Linked DNA regions of Homo sapiens: region 2 is linked to region 1. A link is a loop called in an ENCODE intact Hi-C map of the cell type or tissue named here. Cell type or tissue: dorsolateral prefrontal cortex. All regions are shown on one strand. Each heading gives the region's core, and the rest is flanking DNA. Links, peaks and the distances in the headings are about the cores only.

What was found. A loop is a pair of places that touch in the nucleus more often than their neighbours do. Peaks named below come from ENCODE experiments on the same cell type or tissue, not always from the same donor. Only the 100,000 strongest peaks of a DNase experiment are listed, where the experiment ranks them.
Region 2: it touches region 1 in a loop (5-fold over the local background); 3 of 110 quality-filtered maps call a loop at or near these places.

Annotation. Positions count from the first base shown.
Region 1 is chr2:50,524,280-50,535,995 of GRCh38, reverse strand. It overlaps NRXN1 (neurexin 1), which reads left to right. Exons shown (of 23, transcript NM_001330078.2): 11 at 4,566-4,769; 12 at 7,345-7,371. Among named protein-coding and RNA genes, the nearest start is that of MIR8485, 170 kb to the left of the region's middle. In dorsolateral prefrontal cortex, for the core only: a CTCF peak has its summit at 6,189 (motif pointing left); no DNase peak of the experiment used is centred there; H3K4me3 peaks cover 320 bases.
Region 2 is chr2:51,025,832-51,037,547 of GRCh38, reverse strand. It overlaps NRXN1 (neurexin 1), which reads left to right and starts at 5,416. Exons shown (of 23, transcript NM_001330078.2): 1 at 5,416-5,567; 2 at 8,354-10,046. The coding sequence starts at 9,275. NRXN1-DT (NRXN1 divergent transcript) reads right to left here and starts at 4,947. Exons shown (of 11, transcript NR_135237.1): 1 at 4,532-4,947. RefSeq lists an enhancer at 9,518-10,217. In dorsolateral prefrontal cortex, for the core only: no CTCF peak of the experiment used is centred there; DNase peaks (open chromatin) are centred at 4,957, 5,347 and 7,097; H3K4me3 peaks cover 6,284 bases; H3K27ac peaks cover 6,389 bases.

The sequences.
Region 1 (11,716 bases), core at 1,537-9,536:
ATCAAATAAGAGTTGACAACTCTTGAAGTTTCTTTTTTTAAGAGAACTTTTAAAGTTGTTTTCTTATTAACTTTGAGCAAAAATTGATAATTTATAATTTATGAAAATAATTATTCAAAGTAATTAAAAAACATGTTCAGCTCCTTGGATTTAGAAAGTTCAACATGGAAAAATTATGTTGCAATTGCATTATAGGAGATGTTTATCATGCCTAAGGAAGCAAAGGAGTTTATAAGAAAGAATAAGATACTTGCTAACTTAGGCAGACAAGAAGAGAGTATTTTGTTTTACATGTATTGATCCTATAAGAAGGAGTAGTACAGAAATAATGTTCAATGAATAAAAGTTAAATTTAGCGCCTTCCCTTCTGCTTTATTTTTAATAAAACTGAGAATTTGTGGAGACTTGATCATATAAAAATTATTCTGTTATATGTAAGAATAAGAGCATTGATATAATCAGAGATCTGCTTTATACTGTTTGTTAAATTCTAACAGATGGAGGGACAGATGTCAGAGCAATATAATTTGGCTCCCTGTCTGATTTTCATCGTTGATCACAATATGTGACTGCCTTTCGGCAAAACTGAGCACAGGTGTACACTTTAGACTGCAACAAAGAATAATGTAGAAAAGGAAATTTATCAAACTTAATGACAAGGGAGAAGGAGATATAGAAGACAAAGTTGAAACTGGTTTTCTCCCCCAGTGGGAAGTATTGTATTGGAATTAGCCTTTTAAAGAATTATTGTATATTCTAAATGATGAAATAATTTTACTAGTGTTCAAGGATGCTGCCAAATAGCATAACCTTCAAATGTCAGAATGTTGTTTACCATTTATTTGGCAACTCTAGACTACAACCCTGTGCATTTTCCATTTCTTGTCTAATTAAACATTAACTCTAATTGTGAGGAATCGTTTAGGCTTTCATTTGTCATTTATCAACAAGTTATTTTCACATTGAGAATTATTTAACATGACACTCGGGGGCACTCTAGTTTTATTACTTTACTATGTTATTTCAGTCCTGCAGCTTTCTGGAGAATGTTAAAGGCTAATGATTCTGATTATTTTTTTCTCTGGGTTGTATTTCACACTATATTTATGATCCATTGTCAGTCATCTGTATTTCTTAAAGGAGGTGCCCCCTATTTAGTTTTCAATCAAATCAAGCTACTTTTCCCAGAAGAATATGATTATTTCAAAAATGTGATTATTGAATAATAGAGCCTAGTTATAGAGATTAAATAAAGAAGAGAAAACAAACACTGTTTTGATCCTTTTATCTATATGAAACCAAAGTAACTGAACACATGATAATGACTTTTACACTTTTATTCGGGTGCTTGTTGCTTTACAGATATGGGTCATGATTGTCTAGTTTAGGAAAAACAAAAGTAAAGATCAAATTTCTTTTAAAATTATACCACAAGCATTTTTCTCTCTAGAATTCACTATAACTTTACACTCAGGTTTTCATTATTTTTTGAGCAACAGCAATTTGATTATTTGCACTGGTCTTTGACCACTGGGATTTTACTCCCATTTGGGAAACTTTTTGTCTAATTGGAAAAAAATATGATATTATATAGAACCACTATATTTTTGAAAGACCATATTTTGTTTTATCAGTGCTTAGGGCATTGCCTAACCATGAGGCCCCTGTTTTGATAAATAGACACTTCCCTAGCCTATCTTCTGCAGCCCAATTTTGGCCTTCAAAGTGGACCTTATTACATATTTCGTTCATGCACAGTACTGAAATTAGATTTCACTTGCAATAAGCAGAATAAATACTTAATTTCTTTGGTAAGCTTTTATGTAAGCTTGGTATTCAAATTGAAATTAGCTCACTGTGTGTGTATGTGTGTGTGTGTGTGTGTGTGTGTGTGTGCAATTATTGATTCAATTAATATTTATGGAGGCTCTGCTGTGGGCCTGGCATTGTGGGGGCACTTGCTGCTGATAGAGCAATGCATATGAGAGACTGATCTCTGCCCTCAAGGTACTTGTATTCTAAAGGGCATATACAGATAATACTCTACAAACAAGAAATGGTCATTTCAACAAAGTGAAATGATGAATATATATTGAATAACTGGAGTGGGTAGCAGGTCTCTCTGGAGTAACATTTGAGCAGAGACCTAAATGCTGAAAGAACCAGCTATTTAAAGATCTGGGGTGAAACATTTTTAAACAGAGGGATCTAAAAGTGCAAACACTTCAGTGAGATCATGAAATTGGTGTATCTGGAGCTCACTGAACAAGAAGCGGGACATACTTAAAGCTGAGGCCAGAGAGATGGACTGGGGCCAGGGTCACACTGATCTTTGTAGGTTTAAAAAAGTAGGAACACGGTTGAGGGAGCTACTACAGTGGTGTAGGTGAGAGATGAGAGCAAAGTCTGAGGGACATTAGTGGCAGAGGTGAACAGCAATCAATTCAGAATGTGGATTGGAATTAGAGCCTTTAGGACTTGCAGACTTGCAAATGGATTGGACATGGCAGAGAGAGTAAGAGAAATCAGAAAGCTTTAGGTCTGAGCAATGAGATTATCATGTTTACTGAGATGGAGAAGACTGAAGAAGGAGCATGTTTTGAGTTTGTTCATTTTTGAAGGGAGTAAATCAAGAGTTTAATAATATTCCAATTGAAATATTCCAATTGAAATTTCATATTCCAATTGAAAATTTCCAATAGGCAATGAATGCTACAGCTCAGGAGAGAAGTCAGAACGCTTAATAAATATTAGAGGAGTGAGCATATGAGTTGACTGAGATCTCTTAAGTCAAGAGGTAGATGGAAAAGAGAAGGGAGCTAACCTAAGCAGGGAGACCTGGAACACTCAGTGCTTAGAGAGGTTCTGGTTCTCACTTAATCCCATCATGACAACAAATAGTGATTAAAGTCTTATAGAAACAGTACTTGACTTTCTGAAAAATAAACTTACAAAACCACAACTCTAAATATAGTCCTAATATTGAACACAGTTGTATCAGTACACTTAATTGCTATGCTGTGTAAGTAGGCAAAATAATGAAAATTTCCTGGTTCATTTTAATTCCAGGTAGTTTTTCTTTATTAAGTAGCATCCTGAGTTATCGGAACCAATGAGAAAGCAAACTGATTCACGCTTGTTTTGCAATATTCCACTACCATATGGTGCTTAACATTAAGGAGTCCTGACTATTTCTTAAAGCCGTCAGGTTGTCATCAACAGTTTTTTTTTTATTCATTTCTTTGTGTGTTTAAGACAGTACTAAGCAACTTCCCTACTGATGCCATCTGCCTTAGTTTAGTAACAAACATCCTCACAAGCTCCCCAGTCCCACCCCCATGCTTATTTAGTGTAGCAAAAGCACATCATTACTGCTTTGCATGAGAACTTATTCAGGACACCAGGGCTGTGCTTATAGATAATATTTAAAGTTACTCCCCTTCTATAAATTAATCTTAAAAGGAAGTAACAGTTCCTTAAAAGGAAGCCTTTGTAAAAATTACCTTGCTAAACATAATGGCTCAAAAGAAGTATTATCTGTTGTTTGGTAATATCAGTTTTTCTTTTTTCTTTTTGAACATCACCTTTGGTAAAGTATTGGCCTAGTTCCTATAGTTAAGCTATATTTCTTTTTTTTTTCTTTTAAAAATAATTCTATCAGGGCAGAGATTATGAAAAAAAAATGATGACAGTAACTTCTCCTAGAACTACAGGTTTTCAGAACAGATCAAAGCCCTGAGAAACCTTCTGGCAGTACCCTCTCATTGTGCAGATGAATAATTCAGAGCCAAGGCAAGGTTGACTAATTTCACAGAACTAGTCAGTGGGCTTACCATACATAAACATGCATTGAAAAGTTGCTGGAGGCTGGGCACAGGTTCCTTTTGGGAACCTGGGCGAGAGGGTCACTGGAGTCCAGGAGTTTGAGACCAGCCTTGGCAACAAAGGGAGACCCATCTCTAGAAAAAAGTATTAATAATAAGCTAGCCTGGCATGGTGTCATGCGCCTGTGGTCCCAGCTACTCAGGAGGTTGAGGTGGAAAGATTGCTTGAGCTCAGGAGGTCATGGCTGCAGTGAGCTGAGATCCTGTCACTGCACTCCAGCCTAGGGGATACAGACCTTGTCTCAAACAAACAAACAACAACAAAACCCAAACAAAAACAACAACAAAAAAATCCACAACTTCGCTGGTGTTTCAAACTAGGCTCACACTGTGGCTGTACAAAAGAACGTGATCTTTGCTCTTGAGAAGGGGGGCATATAATCAAACACTCAAAATTCAACATGATTAATGCTATAGGTAGAAAGTGCTCTGGGAACAAAAAAAAAGGAACTGCTGATATCTCTGTTTCTGGGCTTTAGCAAATATCTCACAAGGGAAGTCCTCTACTGTGACTTCTCTTTCCAGCTCACAGTTTTGTTTATTTCTGAAGAAGATGAATTGATTTTGTAGTATTGTGTTCTGGAAGTCTTAAATAAATGATAATAAATGATCCTTTTCCTCTTTAAAGTATTAATGCGCTATACCATCCAAGAACTTATCATATTCATTTTCCATCTCTAGAGGCAACGGTTTTGAGCTATGATGGGAGCATGTTTATGAAAATTCAGCTCCCCGTAGTCATGCATACGGAGGCTGAGGATGTTTCCTTACGGTTCCGATCCCAGCGTGCATATGGCATTCTGATGGCAACCACTTCTAGAGACTCTGCTGACACCCTCCGCCTGGAGCTAGACGCAGGACGTGTGAAACTGACGGTCAATCTAGGTAACAACCTGCCTTCCCCCATTGAACTAACACTTTTTTACTTTTTGTTCAATTTGCCTGCAAACATTGATCAAGTAGCCTGTTTGCCATGGAAAATTAAAACACTTAATGGTCTTATTTCCATCATTTAAAGTAATTTGAGGTTTTCGGGGGCATCTTTTTATTTTTTATTTTATTTTTTATGTTTAACATAACTTACTGTTTTGTGATTTCTACCACTGAGGGTTCTTAAAAGAGAGGCCATGTCTGTCAGTGAGGTTAATTGAAAATATAAATTATTAAGCCTGAGGTTGCCTCAAGCTGAATTTTCTGTTGATATATTCACTGACATTTGGATCGGTTGTAGGTGACATCCTTGCAGATAAATAAAAGCATGTCTTCTTAGAAAGGATTTGCACAAAATATCAAATTTCTGCTTTGTTATCTAGATCAAGAGCTGTTCTTACTCTACTCCATGGGCTTCTCCTTTGAATAATCACCTTTGTGGTACCCTGTCTTTTCTGTTTCGGAGTACTGTGTGGTGGTATTTTGCTATCAAACAGCGATCCACAGCCCTTCAATGCCCAAAGTCTGCGGCCCTTAGCAAACAGCCATGAGAACACTAGAGACACAGGCTCTTCTACAGAAAGATAATGCTTTCCTGCTTAATTGTAGCATTAAGAAAGACCCATTACAGTAAAACCTCACCAATCTAGATGAATTATGGGGAAAAACCAGGCTGAATTAGGAAAAAGTCTGAATTGCAGATTTTAAAATTTGTTTAAGCAGTTTTTATTTTTATAAATTATACTCAAAAACATAATAGTTTGGAAAGTCTTATCACGGAAAGGGCTCTCTAGGCTGATTTTAATGGTTGGATAAAAATTAATTATAATTAGCACATCGTTTCATGCAAACTATGCCATCAACATGAAGTATTGGAAATCAGTTTTCTTCCCACGCTTGGCTTTTCAAAGTCTTGTTTGTTTATGAGTTTAATTTTTTTTCTTAAGAGATCTTTGCTCATATCAAAGGAAGAATAAATACTCTGCCCAAATTTTCAGTGTTATCATTATTTCAAAATAAGAGGAGTCAAAATTAATGAGGTTTTACTGTATTTTTGACAGTGTTAAACACACGTATATAGAAATGAATAAACAGAGAGGGAAAAATGAAATTTGAAACTACATAGATTTACCCCAAAAAAGGAGTAATAAAATGTGATGAGGCAAGGCATTTGTGGAAACCCCACCTACATTTTCAAATTGTGCTGGGCAGAACGATAACTCATAAAATATAAAATTATCCCATTGGTATCTTATTGCATATAATCATATTTAATTAATATTAGTGAAATTAAGTTAAATATTAAGGTTAAAAAAATACTACTTTAAGAACACAGAGCACTCTCCTTTACTGTTCTGTTAGAGTACCCTCTAGTGACGATGACAGGTTATTACAAGCCAATCAAAACAAATCGCCTAATTGCATGCAGTAAAGCTGCTGTTAGTCAAAGTGGAAACACTCATGAGAATTTTCGAACAGCAAAGCATTCTGTAGAAAGAGGTGTGTAGGTGCTGGTCCTTGGCTGTTTGCAACCACTTTTCTGATGCGGTTGACGACACATGACAAACTCAGCTATATGGAAACAGAATCTAGGTTTATTTTTTTATGTTCTCCAAAGGCATTAAATAATAAAACCCAAACCAACAAATACATATAAAATAAATATGAAACATCCTACAGTCTTTTAAAAATAACCACTATAATTACAGTTTGTGTTACCCATACAAGACGTTCTGTTCTTATAGTAGCTACTTTTATATAAAGCAAATATAAGAAAGGGAAAATCAAGAAAGGAAAATCAAGGGAACCACGACACTTATTACACAGAGATAACACTGTTAGCTCCTAAGAGAGGCATAGGCTTGTGTGCCTTGAATAATGACTGCTCCTTAGCCACTGGAGTTTCTAAAGGAAACATACAGTTGTTTCTTTCCTCCTCCAATTAACGCAAGGTATGGAATCCAGCCAACATCTGGCAGTTACCTTTTTATGCCCAAGCAAATAAAATTTAAAAACAAAACAAAAACCCTTAGGGTAAGATAAGAATAATTTTAACTTGCTTTCCATTTGACCACTGCAATTCTGAAGGATTCTGTTGGCCTTTGTGGGATATTAGATTTCGGAGGTCCAAGATGTCTGAGCCTAGCTGAACCTGCACTGTACCCCATTGTGACGGAGCACTTTTACATTTTGCGGAAAACAATGATATGTTCTTTCACAGATGGGGAGAAAGTTGCAGCCAGTCTAAGCCAAACATCTTTGACATTTAACAATTCTTTACTTCACTTAGATTTGTCACCATGTAGCTTTGTTTGAATTGGCCATTTTTAAAACCTTCTATTGTTGTTTCCAATGGTAAACTTTTATAACAAAACATCTGGGCTTTATAAGTATGTAAAGAATAATGATATGGAGTGGCCATATTTGCATGTGTCTGTCCCCGGAAGGGTGGACTGTAATTTTATTGGATGTCTGCAGCTATTACCTTGAAGGATGAATTTTCATTTTTCATCTATTCTTCCCCATCTAGATTGTATCAGGATTAACTGTAATTCCAGTAAGTGCCTATTCAAAATTTTTAAAATGTTATTCCTCCATTATGATGTAAGCTAGTCAAGAAAAAGAGAGAGAGAGAGCAAGAGAAATGTGTTTATAAAACTCATGAGCTCACTTTTAAAGTATACCAGTCCATCATCTGGGTTGTAAAAATTCATTTTTAAATTTGTACAGCTGAAGACTTTCCCACTGCAGTTCCTACCTCTATATGGAAAAAGAGGTGACAAGTGTTTTGTAACAGAATGTGCCAGCACCTTATAGACATTTAGATACTGCAAGTGGCATTTTTAGACTCCAGTTGTTCTCTTCATAACCAAATAGGAGAAAATATTGTGGGTCTTATTTTCTTTTGTCTTTATCTTTTAACTCAAATACAAAAAAAAATACTTAATTCCTCTTACTTCGAGAGTTACTATTAAACCCATCTAAAGTTTTACATAGACATAGAAAATTACTCGTCTAAAACGTTCTTCCTTGATCATTAAGAATGTTTATATGATGAATTTTTACATCCTAATCATATCTCTGCAAAAATAACCAAAACCCTTCAAATCTGTGACATGCATGCAAACTGATGAGTCTGAAAAGATGCATGGACTGAGTTTTCTTTGAATTTGGATGAAAATCTGAAAGGATATAAGGACTGTGATTTTATTTTGAGTTGTGGCATTATCTTAAGTGTAAACTTATTTATTTCTGTACATAAATGCTCAGGTTTTTTCTTTCCAGGTTTTGCTGATCACATTAAGAAATCTCCAATGATCACAACACAAAGTCATCAGCAATTTAAATAAAATGGTTCTAACAAATTTCTAATCTCTCACTGTCACAGTAAAGAATTTTTTTCTATTCTCAAAACAATGCTGAATGTGAGTTGATGGAGTCTACTCCCCACAGCATTGGCCATGTTTTCAAGTGGCAATAAGGCATCCTCTGAGGAACAAATAGAGGTCTTAAACTTGCGAAAACAAGACTATTTTCCTAATAAAATACGTACTGTTTCAAACACTGTGCCTCTTACAACTCATAATTCTATCCACATATATTTAATATTCTTTTAAAAATAACATTAAAATGAGTTTGTTCAATCAGACCAATAAAAAAGTAACAGAATGATGACTTATTAAAAATTAAGTTAATAAATTATAACCAATATCCCAGGCATTTAAAAAGATCTCGAACAAAATAGTTCCTGAAAATAACCTGTCAAAGCTCTCACGTAAGCGGAATTTTTCAAATATATGTAATCTCCTCTCCAACTCTATCTCCTCCATGCATTCCTAAAAGGATATACATTTTGCACATCTAATACCAGGTCCAGTTTGCTTTCAGCTGGGGGCATAGATGCAGGCAAAGTGGCAACTCACAAAATATTCTTTGCCAAAGCCAGATCTGTGCCTCACTCTGGCTGTAGGTTTTCTTGATCCCTCCTGCATCTTAGAAAATCCTTGTGGGGACCAATATTCCTTTCTAGACCTCTACCTTATGTACTCTTTTTATTTTATTTATATGAAGCATGCAACAAGGCATGAATTTTTGAATTTACAAAATATAACTATGCAAAGTATAGCAATTAATGAAAATTATTCAAATGACATGTGATTCTGTATTCTGTGGCTATATCAATGATTTTTTAAATGTATGTTTATAGTATAATTACCCTTGTTAGACTCGTTTGCCATTTGGCTTATATCATGAGACTCTGGTATTGAGGACAGTCTTATTTTTCCTCTGGATATTCCACAGAATAATACCTTTGAGGACAAAGGTTTTTGCTGTTTAGTGAATTGTTTTCCCTTTTTAATGAGTATGTGATACTTGAATTCAATTAATGATTGTGAGCCTCCAGTGTACACATCGGACAGGACTGCACATTCCTTAACTTGACAGCAGTCACTGGAAAGAACATTCAATGAACAGGTAACATTTTCATTTCCTTTGCCTCTGTTTTATTTGGGGAATAGGGAGCAGGTGTAGTAAGAAACCCAAGTTCCATAAAAAAGACTCACCTTTGAGGAAAGGGAGGAATTTACATTCCAGATAATGCAAACCTAACACACAGTGATTAAATGAGCAGTGATTTCTACCTGGAGTGCATTTTGTACTCAATAAAAACTAAATTAACAATATCTGTATCTCAGTATAACTTGCAGTTTAATGAAAGACTGAGTTATTACATGTGTCCTCTGTGAGCCATAGGTTTGTCTGAGACTGAGAAAATTAATGTACGTTTATTAAATCACAGCCGATAACACCATTATCTCTAAAAATTGTGCCATACCTAAGCTATCAACTGTATTGTGAAATTAATATGAAATACCTCAATTGATATCTTTTAAGAAAATTATCACAAGAAATATACAAAGTAAAACATAAAAGATTATCTTACATTAAAGACTAATATTAAACTCTAAGTTATTACGTTTGAATGGAAACTTCCCCAGAAACACTTTTCTACTTTTACTTAAAATTGTGCTGCTGTTTCCTATAGTCATTTTCTCTTTCCCTACCCCACCGCCAAGTTTACAGCATTTGTACTTTATATGGAAAATATACATAGTGTCAGACTATCTAATCTTTGCCAGTGAAAAATGGGTGGGAGGTGAGGAGGGTAGAGGGTCCAGCTACATGTATTCAAACCTGAATGAATGTTTCTTTTTCAGCCACTCTTGTGTCAGTAGTTTAGATGCAGTGACAGAGTTTTCCATGGACATGTTAGGGCACAGCCCTTTGTTAAAATTTCCTCTGAGAAAGGCCAGATCTGAATTCCAAGTATTATCTCTGTCAAATTCCTTATTGCTACCATTTCCCCCCCGGGAAGAAAAGCTGTCAAGCATCCTTAAATGGAAGAAGAGAGCCTCTTTTCATTTAAAAATAAAAAAGCTTATTTTCAGCTATAGATAGGGTACTTTCTTTAAAAAGCTGTCTCTCTGAATAATGGCCATTTCACTGCCAAATGTATGTTTTGATCTTGCAGATTACAGAGTGTGACTGCACACAATCCCAGACGAGTCTCAGTTTATTGATGCTCATTAGCTTATACCATTGCTAAAATATGTTTATCTACAATTTGGGATTAGATTAAGGTCAGTGTTTCCAAATCCATGGGCTGCAAGGTGAGCACAGAAATGAATTATCCATGGCTCACCACTCTCCTCTGTCCAGGATAGGAATAGAAGGACAATCAGATTACCCTTGCCTCCTCTTTCTTTCTTAGACAGTGAAGGATACTTTAATAAGGGTAGATGGGAAGGGACTGTACAGTCACATTCTTTTAACATAAAAAGGAAAAAACTATCTGAATTAACGAAGGAACACAAATTGTAGGCTATTTTAAAACTCATCAAAGAAATCTGTACTAACAAAAACTAAATATTAACAAATCATTGTTGAAACCTTAAATCATATTGAACAAGGTGCTTTTGTGACTAGCACGTGAATTATTTGCATGAGAAGATGACTGTTTTACAGTCTCTTGCCTGGTCCATAGTATTAAATGACTTTAGTAAGTCATTTAAAAATGATAAAGAATGCAAAAAGAATTTTCTATTGCTTGTGAAATTTTCTCAAGTGCATTGTTAGTAGGTTCTGTACAGGACATTAGTCTCATTCTGCATTCTTTATATCTGCCAAAGCACATAGCCTAATGTCAATCTCAGAGTTATAATGATGGTCTCAATTTCAAGTTTGGTGCCCAATAATTCCAAACGATACATCCAAACTCATTAGGCTATGTGTTTCTATGTATTTTTTTTCTGAAAATTTGGCCTTTTTTGTGATGTACTGCATGATTAAGTAGTGCCATTTTTTTCTTTCTCTCTTCTTCTGGTAACCTTAAAAATCGTTAGACCTATAATCTTTTGAGGTGTAAATACATTGAAATTTTGAAAACTAAACTTGCTCCTATCAACTATAGGTAAGTCCTAATTGTCATATCAGTAACTACTTTAAATATGCAGTGGATTCAGTGGATTCAGGGAGCCTTTTGTGTTTCTTGGTTTTCTTATGCTTTCTATTCTTTTTGTTTTTCCAAATCAATGGCATAATTACGGAATGACCTTCTTGTTCACTGGAAGGCTTAGGGACACTTCGTTTATTTTATTTTATTTATTTATTTATTTATTTATTTATTTATTTATTTATTTATGAGATGGACTCTTGCTCTCTCATCCAGGCTGGAGTGCAGTGGTGCAATCTCAGCTCTCTGAAACCTCCGCCTCCCAGATTCAAGCAGTTCTCCTACCTCAGCCTTCCAAGTAGCTGGAACTACAGGCGTGCACCAGCATGCCTGGCTAATTTTTGTATTTTTAGTAGAGATGGGGTTTTGCCATGTTGGCCGGGCTCGT
Region 2 (11,716 bases), core at 2,486-10,485, 500 kb before region 1:
CACAAAATGTTTCGAGATGCCATCACAGAAAATTGATTCCACAGATTTCTAGGGGGCAGAAATAGGCTAAAAAGAAGCAAAGATATTATAATAAGACTCTTGAATTTCACTGACATCCATAACTCATCACAAATCCCTTGCTCTTTTCTTAAAAGTCATAGTAAGGAATATTAAATAGCACTGGCTAAATTAAACAGATTAACTAGTTGCAGGCACCCAATAAAAATAAATTGGAAGCCACATTGTGATGAATGAGATAATTCCTTTTCTGGAGCCTAGCAGTTGAGAATGGCAGGCTTGAGTGTAGAGTTAGGTTGTGGGGAAGAAAGTTCTGTTCACAAGAAGAGAAATAAGTCATTAGAGGGGGTAATAATGACAGGCTGAAGTGTGCAACTAAATCACTGATCGAGGAAACATAAACCCTCTGGCAGGGACTTTTCACAGACTTCATCTAGCGACAGCTATTCTTCCTCAGAAAGATTTTTCCTCATTGTGGGGGAAGGAGGGGTGGAAGTAAACACAGAGGAACACACTCAGGTGTAAGTGCTGCCCTAGATTTAAAAACACTGCCCATCAAACACGCTGCAGGGTTTCCACATTGAAGCCTTTCTAGCAGGTGCATCGTTCAAAACTTAACTACTGTTCTCAAGGACCTATCTACGTGCTTTCTCTACTGCTGCTTGATACCTTAATAATTATCATTACATTAATGATTTGCAGCCATTTTAAATCACATTCTACCTTCTGATTACAGAAAATTTACATACTCAAGGAAAAGTAGCCTAATTTTACTATGTTTAAGATTTTTTCAAGTAGTAAGAAAGTATTTAACATACTGAGTTTGCTTATTTCTCCTGAAAGTTACTTAGTAAGCTTAATAGGAAATTATGTGTCTTTTTGTACATGTAAATCCTAGTCTGTTTATTCCATTTTATAGCTGAGTCTCAAACCCTAGACTTGATTACATTTCCTTGCATTTTTAAATTCATCTAGTTGTAAAATAAATTTTATATGGCAGCATGTTCAATATCTATTCTTAAACTTTTGTAACCAGAAAACTCTAATTGGTTCATATAAAGAAAACTAGAGACATTTAACTGCAAACAAAAAATGGATTATATTATTAAAATAAAGTCATGAGCTAAACAATAGAATTCCAATTGTGCAGCACTGATAATGTAATTGGTTAGAGAAATTTGATAGCAATCTGAAATTTAGTTGAATTAGCACGTAATATTTTCCTGATACTGTGATTATTTTAGTAAAAGTGGCTTCATTTTGATCATCTATAGGACAGTAAATAGAAAATCCCCTCAGCGATAAATCTTACTGTTTTTTTTGAGTTGTTTCTCATCTTAAGTGAAAATGCATTTAATGTATATCAACTGGTATTTTTCCTCATTGTTACCATGTGTTTCTTCTTCTACCCCTTATATCAGTAAAGCACCCTTCATAACTGATATCAATATTGGAATTCATAGGTATCTCAAAGCTTCCACTTTACCTTAATGTTAATTGAGAAAGTAGGTGTTTACATTGATTTCCTAATGTTAAAGCACAGGGTCTGATTGCAGCAATAAACACAGAGCATCTCTGCTGCATTCGTTTCTCAGTCAAAAAAAATCTTACTACTTAGTTTCATTTATTTTTAGTGTAGCATTAGTCTCCATGTTAGAATTCTCATTAATATTAATAACCTATGGAAATATACTTGCTTTAGGTGAGCATGCATTTCCATTTTCATTGATGCAAAATGTTTACCAGTTTATGGCATGAGATATTATTTATGTTTCCATATTTGGGTTGCCACAAATTCTCCCAATCAGACATAATCATAAACAAGCACCTTGATTTCGCAGTTACCTCATTTGTTCTGAGTGGTAGCTAGGGGCAGGAGTTGAAATCCTTAACATATTTCTGTAGCCTAAAATTAGTAGATTCCCTAAGGTGATTCAGGAGGAATTAATCCTACTTCCCACCTTCTAGAAAAATACTAGATTGTTCTTACAAATGTTAGATTGCTTCAAATTCAGATCTACAGGAATCACCTCACATCTTGCCCAGAAACAAACAAAAAAGGTAGTAACATTGAAAACACGTCACCTATAATATGTAACAAAGTACATGAATATCATATATTTCATACAGTATTAGTCATTAAGGAATGTTATGGCAAAATTCTGGAGTTGACTGTTTAGTTTCCTAGACTCCTCTTGATGAAAGTCTTAGAAAGGAAAAGGAATGAACAATTACGGGCATCTGCATTCTGCCAAGCACTTTGCTACGTATATCTGATGATCCGTTCAAAGTCAGTGTAGCAAGGGGGTTAAGATTACAGAATTGAGTTTGGATTTTTCCTCACACTGTTGCTTGCTTACTAGACTTTGACTATCTGGACTAATCTCTCTATGCTTCACTTTTTCTCATTGGTAAAATGAGTGAAATCCTAGAACCTACCTCTTAGAGTTGCTGTGAGGTTAGAATAAGTTAATGTAAGTAAAGCACTTGGAGCACTGTTTGGCGAGGAGTAGGCACAAAATTAACATTCAATGTTGACATTATCTCCACCAAGTCATATAAATGGAGATGCCATTATCTTTATTTTACTGATGACAAAACTGCCACTTAGAGAGTTGAAGTAATTTATGGAGAAACAACAGAAAAACTCATACTTTAAAATAAATTAACAACTTTTATCATTAAATTATGTTGTGATATTTGCATTCTAAGCTACAAACTGATACTTTTCTCTATGCATATTTACTGAAAAAAAAAAGATCCTGGGGCTGTCCACTTCCTTGGACTACATACAGTAAGTACCTTAAACCTGATTGCAAAGGGGATTACTCCAATACATCATCTATTCCTTCAGTTTATATAGTTTGTGTGTGTGTGTCAGGGAGGCAGTGGTGAAGAGATGTGGGAACACTGGTCTTTTTAATCTGAAAATTCACACATGCAGCATAAGAATGTCAACATTTTTTTTAAATCAAAACACCACAGAAGACATCTCAAGGAAAACCTTGATTCAGTGGAAACACTGTGTAGCCCAATTAAAGATAAAATAAAAATTCACAAAGACGAAATGAAATAAAGTAGGAAATTGTTCAGATCACATGCACTGGTGGTAAATAATGAGTTTTTATGAATCCAGGTAAAAGGCAGTGCTTTGACTCTTAAGAGTGCCTCTAGCACTACCATAATGTTCACTGATGCATGTTCACACCAGATCTTAAGAGCATCATGGAACCAAGTTAGACTTGATTTTTGAAAGTGGGCTGTCCATTCCACTTACTTTTGCAATAAGCTTTAGCTCTATACTAAACACATCGCGGTGTACCTTCTGTACTATTTGTCCTATAACCTAATGGTAGGAAAAATTGAAAAAGGCCCTGAATTAACTAGACTGTTTTTTTGTTTCAAGTTCACTGAATGAATAATTTAGATAAGTAATTTTCTGAGTCTTAGTTTTACATCATTTAAAATTAAATTTTTGTTTTAAGAATCATGTTAACAGCTATTATTTCATTACATTCCCAAAGCAATCTTATGGAATAAGCTGACAATGACTAATACCTCTATTTTATAGTCAAAGAATTCGAGTTTCAGAGAAATTCCTTCCATTGAGTCAAACAGAACACAGAGTGGGTTGTAGTTGATAAATATAGCCAAAATTCCACAATTTGGAATCCACAATTCCAAATATGTTATGTTTATTTATTCATTTCATCTTCACAACATCAAACACATGAAGAGGGAGCTATTATTATATCCATTTTACAGATGAGGTGACTGAGGCAGCATAAGATTAAGTATCTTGCTGAGGTTACAACTAATAAATGGCAGAGATTGAATTGAAGCTCAGACAATCTATTTCCCAAACATGTAACCACTTGACAAAACTGCCTCTCTAAGGGCGATAAACATATTAAAACCTGTGATACCCGCCTTCAGGTTATTTAGACCCTTTTACAAAAGTAGTGAAAGTATAAATCGGCTTATCATAGGAATGAGTTCTAGTTTTTTGGAAGAATATACATATTGTAATTGTAATATATATTATTTTGATGTTCCCAAATTTATCTAGTTCTTAAATTCTTGCTCTATAGGGCCTGGAGGCCAAAAATAGTCTTGCCTTACAGTATTTGAGGTTCAGACTATTAGGTCTGTGGCGTTGCAATAAAAATGTCTGTATCTGCTCCAAAACTAACCCAGGCTAGGAATATACAGGAATAGGAATTTAAATGTCCATAGGGTGCAAACCATAATTTAAAGCCACAGACCCCGAACTCCTCTACCACCTAATCTGTAAGCTCCCTTAGATTTAACCCCTTTCTCACCAAACCCAGCAATGCCTATTGGGCATGCCCAGTTGCATGGTTAGAGCCTCACACCCAGTTTTACTTTCACCAGGTTTTACCAGCTGCAAAAGGGAGGAGGAGACGGAGGGAAGAGTTAAACAGGTAGAAAACTTGGTTCAAGACAGAGCACAGAAGGCTGGAGAATGACGACAGGCTGCAGTAAAAAGCACCTTGTCAGACACAGTTGATCGTCGTCTGCAAGTTGGCATCTTACCCTGGTGGGTTCCTTTTACATCTTTTTGGCACAGCCTAGGCAAGTCATGAAGATTTGTTGTGATTACCCAAGGCAGAGCCACAGTAAGGGGTGGGGCAAGGGACATCGGATCTAGAAGAATGCCAGTGCCTGTGTGAGTCTTGCTTGCCCCTGCATTCCTCGAAAAGCTGCAGCTTCTTTTCAAGGGTTCCGAGCAGGAGACCAAGGTGCACAAGTAAAGCCAGAGCTCATCATAATTATCGACTCCTTGGCCCCTTCTCTTTGACTGCTGGACCCTTTCCTGGCACCCTCTCAGGTATCCCCGCCCAATCACTACCAAACCCCGGAGAAGTGGAATCTCCATACAGCTTTCCATGGGTCTAGCAGGGGCCTGGGCATGCTCAGTAGGCTACGTGGTTCTCTGGTTCGTGTTCGTTCGTTCTCTCTCTCTCTCTCTCTCTCTCTCTCTCTCTCTCTCTCTCTTTCTTTCTTTCCGATGGGGAAGAGAGGGTGGTGACAAGTTAGAAGCGCTTGCGGAAGGTCCCCGCCCCCAGGATCAGGCTCCCCCTGCAAGGGGACGATGCAAAGGTAAAAGCACCTCGCTCCGCAGCATCCAGACCTGGAGGGGCTGCGACCACGGGCCGAGCCCACCCATTCCCCAGCCAAAGGACGGGCCCGCCGCTCTCCATGGTACTGCGGAGAGCTCAGCTCCGCCCTTCTCTTTCAGAAGGACAGCACCCGGCGTCACGTAACCCAGCCTTCTCAGGCTCCACCACCGCCTTTTCCTTCCCAGCTCTTTCCCTCTCCTCCCCCTCCTCCTCCTTCTCCTCCTCCTCCTCCTCCTGCTCCCCTCCGTTGCCTGTTCTCCCCTCCCGCACTCCTGGAGATAGACGCTCAAGCCTGACGCCTCTGAAAAGGCAGCAGCAGTCGCCTTATCCATAGACCTCAGGAAATTCGCTTTGACCGATGCATGCTTCAGGCTCTGGCTCGAGCTGAGGGGAATAACCGGGCAGGTAAAGAAGCTCAATTTGGGTTGGGGGGAGGGGATGGGGCGAGGCAAGCTGAAGAAGGATATCTTTCCCCATTGTAACTGAGCCAGGATCTGCCACAAATACACAGGGAAAGATGGGTGGTGGGAGGGTGGAGGAGTGTAGATCTTGGTTGTTTTGCATGAAGCCTTTTAAATAGATGGCAAGAAGAGATGGTGGAACTGGGGTAGTAACTTAAAGGCTGAATGCAGTGATGTATTAGCAAAAGAAAGAAAATAAGAGACAGGCTAGATATCAAAGCAATAAAATATCTCTCCATATATTTCCTTCCCTACCTCATCAGCCCCACACTGTGCCCATCGTTAATTTGTGCAGTAGACCCCGAGCTCCAAGAAACTGCACTGGTATTAGAGATGGAGCTTAGAGACTGGGCGGGAAAGCCAGAGAGAATTTTGGCTGTGCATTGGTATTGAGAGACTTTGCAAAAGCCAGGGGTGAAATAATAAGCACTTCTAAAATTTCTCTCAGAGATTTCATGTTCTTTATGAAGATATATATATATATTGAAGGGTGCATGGAAAGGTGTAGGTGTGTATGTGTGTGTGATATCAGAAACATTAAAATATGCAACTGCAGCCGATGAGCGTACTGTATTGATCCTCCTAGTGACTTGGGATGAATTTGATTCTAGAAATGAAAGAAAAGATTAATGATGCTGTTAGTCTGCTTTTGAATTAGAGCGCTTCTTCTTTTGGCTGCAGTAAGGATGTTTTTCAGATCCCTTTATTTCATCCTCTAATTTGTGAACTGGCCAGGTCTTTCTGGCACCTAGAGAGAATCCTCTTTTCTCCATATAAATACAGATACTCGCTCACATACAATGAGCTTCCTCCAAGAACTGGGAAAACCAGTTAACCTCCCTGTGATAAGAATGTATATATATCTATATGTACATATATATTGCTCTACGGTTTTTCTCTCTTCCACCATCCCTTAAAATTGTCAAGGTGTGCATTAGTGGAGGAGGGCAGGAGGGACGGGAGAAAAAAGGTTATGTGATCAATGTAACATTAATTAATACAATAATTGGCTCCAACAGAGTTACACACACAAGAAAAAAAAAAAGGTTTTCTAACACATGAGCTTGAGAAAGGGTTCAAAGCACTACTCTTGATCATGATATTCCAGATTTATTTTGCAAATGACTGAAAATTTAGCAGATTCCTGAGTCCACTTAAAATATGAAAGTATACTGAATAATATGCTATTTCAGATGATTTGACGAGCCTCTTTCCTCGGGTTTGATATAGGAGAAGACAAGATATGACTGGTGATTGCTGATGGTGTGGAATGTATCAGCCATAATAAATAAGCAACTGAGATTTTTATTTCCTTTTGCTAGTGGGCAGTGTGTATGTGCGCACACCCACACTGTGTGTGTGTGTGTGTGTGTGTGTGTGTGTGTGTGTTGAAAGAGAGAGAACCAGTCATCAATTTCATCTGGGAGGAACTTGAAGTGGGATACCCTAGCTTGGTGGCTCTCAGCTGACACCTGTGGGGATTGCTCTGTACTGAAGAGAAATGCTCTCAGCTCCCCCCATGGAGAAGCAGCAGCACAATGCGGTGCCATAAATTACTGCTAGTTTCAGCTTGTAAGGGAAAAAAAGTGTTAATTGGGTAGTGAGCTTCTACATCCAGACAATAAATTTGGGGTGTGTGTGTGCATGTGTGTATGGTGTATATATATTGCAGTGTGTGTGTTTGCAAGAGGTGGGGAATATAAGAAATAGTGAGAAAAATAATGCACTTCCTTGACATGAACAGATTATACATTTGTAATTTTTTTCAAAAGGTAAGAGTAATTTTTTGGTTAAAAAATGACTTAGGAAAAAAATCAGTGATTATGATTTCTGTACCATTTCAAGAACCTGTCAGATTAGAGTTGAATAAAGAGAAGTGATTTAATAGTATAGTGAGTGATTCAAAGGTACGGTTTTAAATTCTAGCATCCTGGAGCCACTGCAGCTGAGATGACATACATGCCAACAGCTCTTCTGACCACACAAATTGTGAGGGCTGACAGCAAGATACAGACTTCAGGAGGAGTTAGATCTACACTTTTAGGCAAAATATTAAATACTTTATGCACCTTTAGAGAAGTTAATATTAGGGCAATTGAGACAATGCCAAAAACATAAATCTGGCTCCAATTAGTGGTTTTCTTTTACAACAGATTATTCATTAATATAAAGGAGAACTATACTTGTGTGAAATTTTGCAAGAGACTATCAAGAAACCATCAATATTCCTTCTAAGAAAAATAAAATGGCAGGAATGCTATACAAGTCTAAGCTGGCAGCTTCCTGCCAACAGTTTAATCTAATTTGCCAATTGTAAAATCTCTTAACTGAGATTTGAATAGGTTGTATTTTTACTGTCCACAGAACAAGCACACAACATAGGTAGAAATCCTTAAAAGCATTTGTTCTCCCCTCACATATTTTAAAAATTAAACTATCTTGCGAAAAGAAAAAGATAACCATAATCAAATTTCTCTTTAAAACTTCGGGTTACCAACTAACAGTTATAATAAACTACAAGGGTGTCATGGCTGACTGTAAAAGTGTCATATTAACTATTAGAAAATGTTAGGACTTACTTGTAGTGAGGATAACAAAAGCTCCATACAAGAAGGTTAACTCTTTGCCTTACTAATAGGACCAGGTCTACACTTGTGTTATGAGCTGAATAATGATTTATATAATACTATATTGACTTTAGACCTTAATTTTGACTTTAATTCTCTGCAGATGTCTGAGTCCTTAAAAAAGACAAGATAAAACCAAAATGCATCACCAACACACAACCAATTGATGTGCTGGCATCTTAGCTTGGCCCTGCAGAGGCAGAGAGAAAAGAAGAGGAGCTGTTGCGATTTCCACATCTAACAGCTTCTGGCTATTTCGCAACTGCTGGGTTTGAGTCCTACTGTTGCCGTGGCTGAAAAGAGAAGTAAAATCCAACTTGTGAGACCACGCACAAGGAATTAGGCTTTGGCTGCAGCGGTGCTGAAGCCCATGCTATGACAGAAGAAGCAGGCCTTTGAAGCTATCCTCGGGTTAAGAAATGGTGCCCTAAAGAGGCAAGCATCCCTTTCTCCGTTCTGCTGTAAGACACCACATCTGAAGGAGACAGACTTGAGGCATTCACAAGCATCCAAGGATACTGGCTCACTGCTGGCTTCCTGTACTTTCTTGAGAAAAGTGTTTTCTTTTTACTGACTCTCACTGCTTCCTTTTGGCCTGGTACCACTGGTGGAACCTGGCAGATAATGGGATTTGAGGAGTTAAGTATCTGTTGACACTGCAGATACTCTTAAATTAGTTAATCAGACTCAAATGGGTCAGTGCTTTCCCTTGATCTTTTGTTGAAGCCTTTTCCAGAACGTTGTCTCCAAAGTGCATCCTCCCTTTGGTCTGGAAGTTCTGTGGCTACCCTGTACCACTGGGGTCAACGTTTTCCAGTTGGAAGAGGACTACAGGGAGAGAGGGCGGGGTTATTGGAAGAAGAAGAAGAAAAAAAGAACTAGATAAAGGAGGGCACATCCCTCTCACTCCCGCCTTTCCCCTTACCTTTCTGTCTCTCGGGACCCTTATTTCTTCGTCACGGTGTCCAGGACCATTTTGACCCTGTCGGCCCCGGCACCCCCCCGCCGCACCCCAGCCCCGAGCATGGGGACGGCGCTGCTCCAGCGCGGGGGCTGTTTTCTTCTGTGCCTCTCGCTGCTGCTCCTGGGCTGCTGGGCGGAGCTGGGCAGCGGGCTGGAGTTTCCGGGCGCCGAGGGCCAATGGACGCGCTTCCCCAAGTGGAACGCCTGCTGCGAGAGCGAGATGAGCTTCCAGCTCAAGACTCGCAGCGCCCGCGGCCTCGTGCTCTACTTCGACGACGAGGGCTTCTGCGACTTCCTGGAGCTGATTCTGACGCGCGGCGGCCGCCTGCAGCTCAGCTTCTCCATCTTCTGCGCTGAGCCTGCGACGCTCCTGGCCGACACGCCGGTTAACGACGGCGCCTGGCACAGCGTGCGCATCCGCCGCCAGTTCCGCAACACCACGCTCTTCATCGACCAGGTGGAGGCCAAGTGGGTGGAGGTCAAGTCCAAGCGCAGGGACATGACGGTGTTCAGCGGCCTTTTCGTCGGGGGGCTGCCCCCGGAACTGCGCGCCGCGGCGCTCAAGCTCACCCTGGCCTCGGTGAGGGAGCGGGAGCCCTTCAAGGGGTGGATTCGTGACGTGAGGGTCAACTCCTCGCAGGTCCTGCCCGTGGACAGCGGCGAGGTGAAGCTGGACGATGAGCCGCCCAACAGCGGCGGGGGAAGCCCGTGCGAGGCGGGCGAGGAGGGCGAGGGCGGGGTGTGCCTCAACGGAGGTGTGTGCTCCGTGGTGGACGACCAGGCCGTGTGCGACTGCTCGCGAACCGGCTTCCGCGGCAAGGACTGCAGCCAAGGTAAGGCCCGACGCCCGACCCACGGGGGCCGGGGCCTGGGCGGGGCTCGGGGAGGAGGGGACCGGGCTGGTGCATGGGGTCTTCCTAATCTTGGCAAACGTGTGGCAGTTCGCTTCGAGGGAAGGACCTTGTTTCTGGGGGACTCTCTACCTTACCACCTCCACAGCTTCTCCCTTGACATCCTCCTAAGGATTGGCAGCCCCCATATCCAAGTTTGAGTTCCTTCTGGAGACCTTTCTACCAACACTACTCCCTTCCAAGTGGCAAATACAATGGCCTCTTCTTATTCCTCGGGTTCTTTGGCAGGTTGGGCCCTATATTGGGCCGCGGCCCACCTATATGACCACTGTACTTGTCTCTACCACTTCTAAATCTGTAACACACAGACTTTGCCCTTAAGATGCAAACAAGCATCTAGAAGATTGGGCATGTGTTTGATGAGAAATGAAGCACAGGAGAGGTATACCACGGCCGTGGTTGAGAATCCCCACGTGGTTCTGGTCACTCGTGGTAAAGGACGAGAAAGACAGGGTTCACGGGCAGTGCTCTGCCTTTTGCAGATAGAGCGGTAAAAACCTGCTTTTCGTTGTGGAAAAAGGGAAAGAGAGGATGTGAAGCGTTTCTTCATTAGCAGGAGGCTTTTTGGAATAATGTTGGTTTCCACTGTTATATCCAAGTCCAACATTTGTGAAATTTAAGTAAAATTTTGTCATTTATGCGGTTTCTTGAAGTGTGAGGTCAGCTGACGTTTAAAAATGTTAGAGATTAAATAAGATTTCTTAATTAACAAATGCCTTATAAAGAGAAATAAAGTAGTAGAGAAATTTAGATGTTGCTGGATTGGGAAGCTTCTGCAGACTAATAAACAGGGATGCATGTAAGGGATTGCAAGAGATTTTCTAAGGATATTCGGCTAATGACATTTATCTGGGTAGTGGAGGCCAAGTTGTAATTTCTGTGGTTCTTGGGGCTTAAAACAGTGTGGCATTAAACTACAAAAGTCATACCTAAGTTCTCTTTTCTCCTCTTTAGAAATAAAATTCGGTCTTCAGTGTGTTTTGCCGGTGCTGTTACATGACAATGACCAAGGAAAATACTGTTGTATAAATACAGCAAAGCCTCTAACAGAAAGTGAGTGAGTGGTGTGAAAAAGACGAATCAGTGGCTAAGTAGGAGATGTCAGGATTTAAAGTAGATAGCTTATGGGTCAAAGCAAGGCAATCAACACATGGATAAATGGCATTTGTGGCTGAAATGGGTGAAAAAAGGTGAATTATTAAATCTGATTTCGAAAGCTATAGGGACAAAAGCTCTGTGTGGCTGCGTTTTATTGTATAATGTCTTTGATTTTTGCTGACAGTGCTAAGGGGAACTAGCCTTTGTAAATCTTATTAGAGTTGGCAGTTCTCTCTCACTTGACTTTAAGAGAAATGAAGACTTGATAAGATTTGTAATTGTTTAAACAGCAAGGAGAGTTAGTTAGGAAGAAAAAAAACTGGTCTTTAGGAGACTTCTGTAGCCTTCACAGGATTAGGAGGAGGGGAAGAAAGAAAGGGCTATTTTGTTGCGCTCTGTCTTCATGTGGGTTTTTGTTTTTCATTATATTTTGGCTTAGGTAATTATAGAAAACTGTGTATTCCATGGCCTATACAGCACTTCAGCTTTAACAG